Linked DNA regions of Homo sapiens: region 1 is linked to region 2. Evidence: chromatin contacts called from ENCODE Hi-C or POLR2A ChIA-PET data. All regions are on one chromosome and are shown on one strand. Each heading gives the region's core, a stretch centred on a gene start or an enhancer-like site at or near the end of the contact. The rest is flanking DNA. Distances are from core to core; before and after follow the strand shown. Region 1 holds the start of EML2-AS1 (EML2 antisense RNA 1). Region 2 holds the start of GEMIN7-AS1 (GEMIN7 antisense RNA 1).

Region 1 (4,690 bases), core at 2,191-4,690, 550 kb before region 2:
ATGCTCCCCTATCTCCATAGCAGGGGGACAGACAGAGGGGGTGGGGGTGGATTTGGTGTTGAGTTGAGGGCAGAGTGTGGGACTGGAAAGGGACGGCCAGAGGACTTTGCTTCTAGGATACCTCCCAAATCCTCTGGCCCTGGCCCTCCCATGCATTAGCACCATCCCTTCTCCCTAGACAAATGGGTGTGATACCAGAAGGACCACTGTGGGTGTCGGGCTCAGGTGAGGGGAGATAGGAGAAGAGGGGAGTTGGGAGGGAAAAGTGGGAAGTGAGGCCTGGTCTCTGGGAAAAGGCTGAGGATGGGGGGATGGTCAGGAGGGAGCGGAGGGCTTGAGTCACAGGGATGGGGATGGTGGAGGTGTGGGGGTTGGTAGGATGGGCTGGCCAAGGCCTGACAGTGCAGCTGGCCTCTCTGGGTGGGGCAGAAGGGTCAAGATGAAAGCACCTCTATTAACTCAGTTTGGAGGTTCAGTCCTCTGGGCACACACCCTAGTGCCAGGGACCACTGGAATTGGCAGGGGACCCAGAATGCTTATTTTGTCCTCCTCTGTCCCTCTAAGAGCCAGAATGACAGGGTGGCCATTCCTGTTGAGTATGGGTTCTTCCATTGAACGGCTGTGTGTCCGTGTAACAAGTAACGTCACCTTTCTGGGCTTCAGTAACCTTCCTCCTCCTCTCCTCCTAAAATGGATTATGCTACTACAACTACTAGAGTTGCCAAAAGCATTAGGTATCATAAAAATAGTTAATCCTATTCTGGATTTATCGAGCATCAACATGAGCCGGGAACGTGCTAAATGTTTTGCGTGAGCAGTGCCTGGCACATGTAAGCTCACAGTAACAGATGCCATTTTTCTGGTCGTATAATTAATGGTAGGTAGGACCAGGCTGAGCACAGGAGGTGATTGGGTCCCCAGCCCCCACCTACGGGCTGAGTGATCTTTGGCGTGTCTCTGCACACTCCTACTAGCCTCCTTCCTTAGTTTCCCGTCTGCAAAACGTGATGCCAACAAGACCCCTAGAGGTTTCCCCCTGTTACGAGTTCTAAGTCCTGACGGCTCACTCCTTCTGACCTCAGGAGGCTCCCACCTCCCTCTGCAGGTCCAGGCACCGGACCTGGGAGGCGCTGAGTGGGGGGCAGGGCGGGCAAGCCTCGGCAGGCGATTGGGCTACGAAGGGAAGGAGGGAGGAGCGGCGGCTGCACTGCGGAGCCCAGAGGGCCAGCTGCGCGGCCTGTGGACGCGGGATGGCAGGGGCGAGCTCCACGCCCTGTCCCCGTCTAAGCTACCACCTTTACTTCCACCAGGCTGGGAACCAGGGCTTCCTTGGTTGTGGTCAGCAATGAGTCTGGGTATGAGTATTCTGCGGGAAAAGGGGGAGAGGGGCCACTTCGGTCTCCGCCCCTCCCACTTTGGGAAAATGAGCGGGGTTGGGGGGGCGACTCGGGGAGTCATTTTGGCTGCACCCATAGGCTGGAGAGCCAAATCTGGGGCGCGGGGTACAGAGGCGAAATAAAGAAGGGGAACAGAAAAGAGGAATGCCTGCTGGGGAAGAGTTTGGTTGTCAATCCGGTCTGCATCTCCCTTGGGTCTTCTGGGTCTGCCATGCGCTGCCTGCAACCCCCAAGTCCGCCGCCAGGGGCCGCCGAAGCTCTGTCCTTGCAGCTGGCTCTAGGGTCGAACCCCAGGGTGAGGAGAGGAGGGGAAACGGGGAGGCTAGGCATGACCTTTTGGCTTGGAAAGTCTTAGAAACAGTGAAGAGACGTTGGTATTCATAACAGAATCTTCGTCGGAGGATGTTGGGGATCAATTCTAGAACTTTAGTGTCATTAGGAGTAGGTTGGTGTCATTTTGCAAATGCTCTTATCACTCATAGATACTTAACGTCTTAGTCATAAAATCAAAGAATCTTTTTTTTCTTTTTCTTTTTTCTTTTTTTTTTTTTTGAGACGGAGTCTCGCTTTGTGGCCAGGCTGGAGTGCAGTGGCGCGATCTTGGCTCACGGCAACCTCCGACCCCCCGGGTTCAAGCGATTCCCGTCTCAGCCTCCGGAGTAGCTGGGACTACAGGCACGCGCCACCACGCCCGGCTTTTTTTTAAATTTTATTTTATTTTTAATTTAATTTTATTTTAGTAGAGACGGGGTTTCACCATGTTGGCCAGGATGGTCTCGATCTCCTGACCTCGTGATACGCCCGCCTCGGCCTCCCAAAGTGCTGGGGTTACAGGCGTGAGCCACTGCGCCTGGTCACGTCTTAGTCATAGCATCTTAAAGCCAGAGCGAGAGGCTCCTGGGTTCACAGACTCTTAGAAAATAAGAGGGAAGGGACTTCCCCAAGGTCACACGGCCAGCGCGCTGTGGCAGAGAGGAGTGTGCGGATGGGTTGGAGAGCTGTGGGGATTTCCTTCCCCCTTCAGAGTCCTCTTCCTTGGCTCATGTCCAAGTGTCCCAGCCCCAGGTAGCGGGACAGGAAAGGGGCGTGGCTGGCCCCCCGCTTAGACCCAGGAAGGCGGGAGGGACCCCTTGGGCACTGGAGCTCCTGGGTGGCCCTGCAGCCGGCACTCCCCCGTCTTCCAGATGACAATTTGTCGGGCACGAGCGGTATGGAAGTGGACGACCGCGTGTCGGCGCTGGAGCAGCGGCTGCAGTTACAGGAAGACGAGCTGGCGGTCCTAAAGGCGGCGCTGGCGGATGCTCTGCGTCGCCTGCGGGCATGCGAAGAACAGGGAGCGGCGCTACGCGCGCGGGGCACCCCCAAGGGCCGGGCGCCTCCGCGCTTAGGCACCACTGCCTCGGGTATCCCCGTTAGACTGGAGGGGTGGGATGGGGAGGACCGGGGCCTGGTCCTTATACTCACCCTCTTCTGTCCCCTAACCCCATCCCTCCAGTGTGTCAGCTCTTGAAAGGCCTTCCCACCAGGACGCCCCTTAATGGCTCGGGACCCCCGCGGCGCGTGGGTGGCTATGCCACGTCCCCATCCTCTCCCAAGAAGGAGGCGACCTCCGGGCGCAGGTAAGGCACAAGGCCGGGACCCCCAGCCTCTTCCAAGACCTCGTGGGAGACAGAGGTGGTTTGTTTGCCTGAGCTCCAGCAGCAGAGGGTGCAGGGAGAATCTCGCTTGCTCACGGCACTCGCCTGCTGGCCTAGAAGGCTCTGCCCCCACCTGTGTGCTCTCTTTTAGCAGTGTCCGCCGCTACTTGTCACCAGAGCGCCTCGCCTCGGTGCGCCGTGAGGACCCCCGCAGCCGGACCACATCCTCCAGCAGCAACTGTAGCGCCAAAAAGGAAGGGTAAGGACTGGGGCGGCGTCAAGCCGCAGAAAGAGATAGGGAGGAAATGGTCGAGAAATGTAGTCATGCCCCAGGCCACGAGGTCGTAACCTAGAGTGGGGCCAGCTAGTTCAAAAGCGGGGACGGTGCCAGAGCCTTGGAGGGACCAATCTTGAGGTGGCACGGTAACAGTGGAAGGTCTGGGAGGGCGGAGTCAATATTGAGGGGCGTGGCCAGAGTTTTTAGAAGCTGGACGGTCAGGTCTACTGGGTGAGGAAGTCAGGGAGGAGCTTGGCTTATGGGCGTGGTTATTAAGGTACAGGAGAGGCCCCGTTGAGTTTCAGGGATGAAGTCAAGGCAGCAGCCACAGAGTTTCTACAAGGAAAGAGGGAGTCTGAGGAATTTAAGGGTGCAGCCACAGTGTTCGCCTGGGCGAAATTAAAATCTGGGGTACGGAGTAACAGAGGCTGAGACCAGGTGGAGGCATTCCAGATTCCAGAAGCTTTGACATCAAAATCGGGGGGCACTGCCAGGTTGAAAAGGGCGTGGCTTAAAGGTTGGGCGGGGCCGTAGGGGCGTGGTCAAATGCCAAGAGGTGCAGCCAACTTGGAGGCCTCGAAGGTATTCACATAAGGAATACGTGAAAATGGACGTAATCAGAATGCCTGGCGGGCCGGAGAAGGAGCGTTGGCGGGAGGTAGCAGTCAATTCTCAAGCAACTGAGTCAACTCAGGGACAGGGTTAGAAGGGAGGCTCAGAATGACAGGCGTGGTCAACTCCAGAGGCGGGGCCATACTGAAGATCTGGACAGAGTCAAAAACTAAGGCTATATAATTCTAGCAGTTTGGGAGGCGGAGGCGGGAATCATCGCTTGAGCTCAGGAGTTCGAGACCAGGCTGGGCAAAATAGCGAGCCCTCGTCTTTACTAAAAATGAAAATAAATTAGGCCTGGCGCGGTGGCTCACGCCTGTAATCCCAGCACTTCGGGAGGCCTAGGCGGGTGGATCACAAGGTCAAGAGATCGAGACCATCCTGGCCAACATGGTGAAACCCCCTGTCTATTAATAATACAAAAATGGGCGTGGTGGCGCGTGCCTGTAGTCCCAGCTACTCGGGAGGCTGAGGCAGGAGAATCACTTCAACCCGGGAGGCGGAGGTTGCAGTGAGCTGAGATCGCGCCACTGCACTCCAGCCTGCTGACAGAGCAAGACTCCGTTAAACAAACAAACAAAAAACAAAAAACAAAAAACAAAAAAAAAAAGAGAGAGAAAGAAAATAGCCGGGCGTGCTGGCCTTCGCTTGTAGACCCAGCTACTTGGGAGGCTGCGGCAGGAGGCTCACTTAAGCCTAGGAAATTCGAGGTTTCAGTGAGCCATGATCACGCCATTGCACTCCAGTTTGGTCGACAGAGCCACACC
Region 2 (5,147 bases), core at 2,110-4,609:
TGTCTCGGGTGGGTGGGGTGCGGCAGAAACCAGATACTTTTCACCTTCCCAACTCCATAGCCACCCCCTTTCTAACAGACTACGGTTCTAAACTGACGACTGTCCCCTTATTCACCATTAGGTGCAATCTATTGAACGCCACCTCGAGCCGGGCCCTGCACCGATCCCTCCCGACTCCCGGGTCCCTCTCGAGCCCGCCCCCGCTTCACCCGCGGTAGCTACCATGTCTCCAGGGGTCTTTGGGCTCCACTGCTCCAGACACGATATCCTCGTCGGACGGGAATGTGACGCGCTTGGCTGCAGCCTTGAGGCGCCCATCGGCGGGGGGCGACGCGGGGCTGGGAGACCCGGCCTCAGCTGGGGCCTCTTCAATGTCGCCGTCCGCGCCCGGCACGGGCGGCGCCTCCTGCGGCGCGATCTCCATAGCCGCCGCCGCCTCCTCACGGGGGCCCCGGGGACATGCCCCGGGCCCCGGATTTGTCTCTCCGGGTCCGCCCGCCGTCCCGGGGCATGGGCTCCGCCGCCGCTTCAGGCGCCGCCTCCGTCCGCTCTCCTAGTGGTCGTAGTCGTCGCCGCCGGGAGCCCAAGCGCGCCTCCGCCGAGCCCCGCGCGCGCCTGCCCGTTCGCAGTCACACTTTCGCTCGAGGCTGGCGAGCCCGCCGCTTACTATAAGAAGCAGAAAATCGATTTCAGCGACTTGCACGTAGAGTTGTCCCGCGGGTGACATGAAGAGAGAAACAAAGGGCAGGAAGGGCCACGGAAAAAAGAAACGTGAGCAGCGAATCTGCAGAGCCGGAACTGCAGACTATGAGGGGCGGGGCGAAGTAGACGCCGTCTCCAAGAGCAGCGCGCAAGCGCGAAGCTGAGCCCACGCCTTCCTGCCGGAGTCCAAATAACGAATATTCAGCTCCCGCACATTCGTCAAGAGCCCAGGGAATGGAGTGCATAGAACTGAAAACACCTGGCGGGGCGCGGCGGCACACGCCTATAATCCCAGCACTTTGGAAGGCTGAGGCGGGAAGATCGCTTGAGTCCAGGAGTTCGAGACCAGCCTGGGCAACATAGCAAGGCCCCGTCTTTACAAAAAATTTAAAAATTAGCAGGGTCTGGTTACAGGAGCCTGTAGTTCCAGCTACTTGGGAGGTGGGAAGATCGCTTGAGCCCGGTAGGTTGAGGCTGCACTGAGCTATGATCGCGCCCCTGCACTCCGACCTGGTAGACAGAGCCAGACCCTGTCTCAACGAAAGGAAAGAAATGGGCCGGGCGCGGTGGCTCACGCCTGTAATCCCAGCACTTTGGAAGGCCGACACGGGCGGATCACGAGGTTAGGAGATCGAGACCATCCTGGCTAACACGGTGAAACCCCGTCTCTACTAAAAATACAAAAAATTAGCCGGGCGTGGTGGCGGGCGCCTGTAGTCCCAGCTACTCGGGAGCCTGAGGCACGAGAATGGTGTGAACCCGGGAGGCGGAGCTTTTAGTGAGCCGAGATCGTGCCACTGCACTCCAGCCTGGGCGACAGAGCAAGACTCCGTTCCCCCCCCCCCAAAAAAAACAAAGGAAATAAATGAAAACATTGAGGCTAGACTAACTGATGAAGAGTGGTAACGGCATGAAGAAGTCGAAAAGAAAGGCGGATAGGAGCTGCATTCAATATATGAGTGCAGTTGATGGATGCTGACAGGGATACTCTGGAGACGAAGTCTCGGCCCCTTCGCTAGTCTCTAGTCCTCCATTTGCTCGCTGCAGTTACATCAACAGCTCTCTGTATCGGGGTAGAGTTGCATAAAATACAACTTAAATTACAATGCTAAAATAAATATGAGCCCATGAGCGGTATCATAGGCCTGATTTTAAAAAACAAAACCTAGGAGAAGGTAGAAATTCCAAAGGCGAGAGACGAATCTGCCAACCTAAATCCTGGGTGACAAGGCTGGTGGATCACCGAGGCAAGAAAGAACCAGCGTGAGCTCAAGCCACACCCCTAGGCTCAGACCCAACGCTTGACATTCGCCGCCGCACTTTCGCCACGCTTGCCGAAGCGCACCCGGCTAACTAGAGGAGGCGGGGCTGAAACCATAAAAGGGAACTGGGGCGGAGCGAGCTGCGTCGTCGCCAAGGCAACTCGAGAGCTAAGTCCGGGCCTCGGCGGAGCCGGCGCTGCGAATGGACTGATGGCCGCTGAGGCTGCTCCTGGCGCGGTTCATCATCGGCCGCCGCACTTTCGCGACTGAGACGAAACGACACTCACCTTTACTTAATGGAAGGCTTCGCTTACATCCTGAACTTAAAGGAACTACAGAAAGGGACAGAAACTGCTTTCTTTTTAAACAATGCGCTGAAAGGTTACTAGTGATAGGAGGCTTAGTGAAGCGCGTGATGTGAACGGCCACGCTGCAAGGCTGGAGAGAAAAGAGGAGGGAGTGAAGTTGCACCCTGATCGCGAATCCTCGGCCTTTTATCAGGGGCGCCGCCACTCGGGGTCCGACCATTCGCCTCCAACGAGGGGACAGCGAATCTGCTGTCGTGTGCAGTCCACAGCAACCACAGGTGGGGCAACAGGAGGAGCGCTTGGGCACGACCACGTGACCCAGCACGAGCCACCGCCCGCCCCAAAATGAAATCAAATCCTAATCTCCCAATCCCGGCATGCCGGTCACTCCAGCCTTTCCAGGAGACTTGCGGCCGTGCAGCCCCTACACCTTTATCTGGACTCCTGTCGTACTTGGCCCAGCTCCACTGGATTCAGCCCTTGGATAACCACCCTACCAGCCCCTAAAGATGACTCCATCCCCGTCGGTATAGTTAATTAAAGAAAAACAGGAGTCGAATTTTCCTGGGGTAACTGGTTCTTTAGCAGGAGGGGAGCACTGGGGAGTATCTTCAGGGTGGCTGGACTTTGCAGCCTCTTTAATAACTTCCCCCTGTGCAGGTTGTATCCTTTATCACCCCACCCCGATGCCCCGGTCTTCAGGAAATGGCAGCAGGCCCATATTTCTGTAGGGTTCAGAGTTCTGTGAGGTAGAGCATTCCTTCCAATGGGATCTTAGAATTCCTAGAGTTGCAGAATTTTACTGACTAGACCCAGGAGGTCTCAGGAGTCCAGACTTGCTTAAAGCTTGGCTCAAAATTCCAAGGGAGCTCATAACTCCATGGGGCCCAGAGTTCCTGGCTCGGGAACATTGGGAGGCCTGGGATACAGTGCCTTAGCCTCAAGCAGAAAAGTGAACACAATATCTTTATGGCTTGAAGGTATATGAAATAATGTCACTACATCGGAGCAGCGCCTCTGCTTGCACACCTATGGGAGTCTGCAGCTGTGACACGTAGAAGTTGGCCACATCCAGGTCGGTGGCTCCAAAGTGGGCGGCCACACGCACACCCTCGTGCAACGTGAAGCTCACCTGATGACCCACCATGGCCAGCAGGCTGCGGAGGTAACGCTCCCGAAGGGCGGCTCGTGCCCGCTGCTCCTGGGATTCCAGGGATTCTTGAGCTATGGGACACTCCTGGATTTCAGGAACCTCTGGCCTCAAGGGGGCTCTGCGTCCATCAGGGGCAAAGCCACGGCTGAAGCCATCAGGGCCCCGGGGCAGCCGGAGCACAGGCACGGGAATGTTCACTGGAGTTTGCATTGTCTTGGCTGTTGAGTGAAGAAAAAGAGCAGGAAGTCATTACATGGTAAGCATGGGGCTAATGGAGGAGGGAGGAGTGGAAGCAGAGGCTGGTCTACCAGGCAGCTCCACTGCACCTGCCCCAGACTGATCCACCCTCCTAAAATCTGTGCCATCGTCCCCCAATGGCTTGGATCAGAAACAAAAGTGTCACATGCACAAAAACATGAGCCCCGTGAAGGCAAGGACCTTTGTCTGCTTTTATAATGTTTTTATCTCAACTTATAGGCAATAAATATTTGCCAAAAGATGAACCTGGCCAGGCATGGTGGCTCATGCCTGTAATCCCAGCCCTTTGGGAGGCCAAGGCAGGAGGATCACTTTGAAGCTGGGAGTTTGAGACCAGCCTGGGCAATATAGCGAGACCCCATTTCTAAAAATATATATATATATTTTACATTAGCTGGGCTACTCAGGAGGCTGAGGGAGAAGGATTAGTTGAGCCCAGGAGATGGAGGCTGCAGTGAGCTGTAATTGTGCAACTGCACTCCAGCTTGGGTGACAGAGTGAGACACTGTCTCTAAAAAAAAGAATAAACCCCAGCTTTCTCTCACACACAACCCACCCAATCCATCAGGAAATTCTATCTTCTAGATAGATTCCCACTCACACATGAGCTAGCTTGAAAGGGCTCCCAGTGGCCAAATCTGGAATTATTTGAACAATACAATAATGATAGTTACAGATTATAACCCACTGGATAAAACAGAAATCCAGAATCCATACCAATAATAAATAAATGAATAAATAAGGAAGAGAAGGAAAATATAATCCTTACTGTAGACTGGCAAGTAAATAAATATAAAAGGAATAGATGCAAAAATGTGTGGATAGGGCCGGGTGCGGTGGCTCACACCTGTAATCCCAACACTTTGGGAGGCCAAGGTGGGCGAATCACTTGAGGTCAGGAATTCGAGACCAGCCTGGTCAACATGGCGAAACCCCGCCTCTACCAAAAATACAAAAATTAGCCGGGTGTGGTGTCATGCGCCTGTAGTCCCAGCTACTCGGGAGGTTAAGGCAGGAGAATCATTTGAACCCAAAAGGCGGAGGCTGCAGTGAGCAGAGATCGCACCACAGCACTCTAGCCTGGGCGACAGAGTGAGACTCTGTGTCAAAAAAAAGAAAAAAAAAAAAAAGCATGGATGGGAGTTTGATGAAGTATAAGGTATCTACATAGTCTTAACAGACTTATAAGATATTCATTCACTGTAAAGGGCAAACACAAATTTATACTGGAGGAACCTGGTATGCACCCCCTTAACTTAGTGATCAAAGCCAACATCTCCAGGAATGGGACACTAAGAAGGCAGGGCACCACTTCTGTGCTATTCCTTTTCTTTTTTTTTTAAATTTTAAAGAGACAGGGTCTCACTATGTTGCCGAGGCTGGTCTTGAACTTCTGGCCTCAAGTGATCTTCCAGCCTCTGGGCCAAACAAGGACAACAGGGATAGGCATGGTGGCTCATGCCT

Evidence for each region. A loop is a pair of places that touch in the nucleus more often than their neighbours do. ChIA-PET counts read pairs that join two places held with the same protein, here RNA polymerase II (POLR2A). Pooled maps may share reads with other maps.
Region 1: a loop to region 2 is called in a map with no recorded cell type, with 12 times the contacts of the local background. The contact joins the promoter of EML2-AS1 here to the promoter of GEMIN7-AS1 in region 2. A Hi-C loop is called at or near these places in 2 of 37 single-sample maps with no recorded cell type and 7 of 50 pooled maps. POLR2A ChIA-PET finds 5 or more read pairs at or near these places in 2 of 52 experiments (H1 and activated CD4-positive, alpha-beta T cell).

Annotation. Positions count from the first base shown.
Region 1 is chr19:45,640,244-45,644,933 of GRCh38, reverse strand. It overlaps EML2-AS1 (EML2 antisense RNA 1), which reads right to left and starts at 3,440. Exons shown (of 2, transcript NR_130729.1): 1 at 3,168-3,440; 2 at 2,094-2,709. It also overlaps a transcript of EML2 not described here. RefSeq lists enhancers at 1,404-1,453, 1,544-1,593, 2,184-2,443, 1,601-2,452, 2,974-3,033 and 2 more.
Region 2 is chr19:45,088,603-45,093,749 of GRCh38, reverse strand. GEMIN7-AS1 (GEMIN7 antisense RNA 1) reads left to right here and starts at 3,359. Exons shown (of 2, transcript NR_134887.1): 1 at 3,359-3,681. GEMIN7 (gem nuclear organelle associated protein 7) reads right to left here. Exons shown (of 3, transcript NM_024707.3): 3 at 2,232-3,643. The coding sequence starts at 3,635. The coding sequence ends at 3,240. It overlaps PPP1R37 (protein phosphatase 1 regulatory subunit 37), which reads right to left and starts at 571. Exons shown (of 13, transcript NM_019121.2): 1 at 223-571. The coding sequence starts at 424. RefSeq lists silencers at 289-498, 2,016-2,200, 3,901-4,074 and enhancers at 919-968, 2,309-2,358, 1,969-2,963, 2,964-3,959.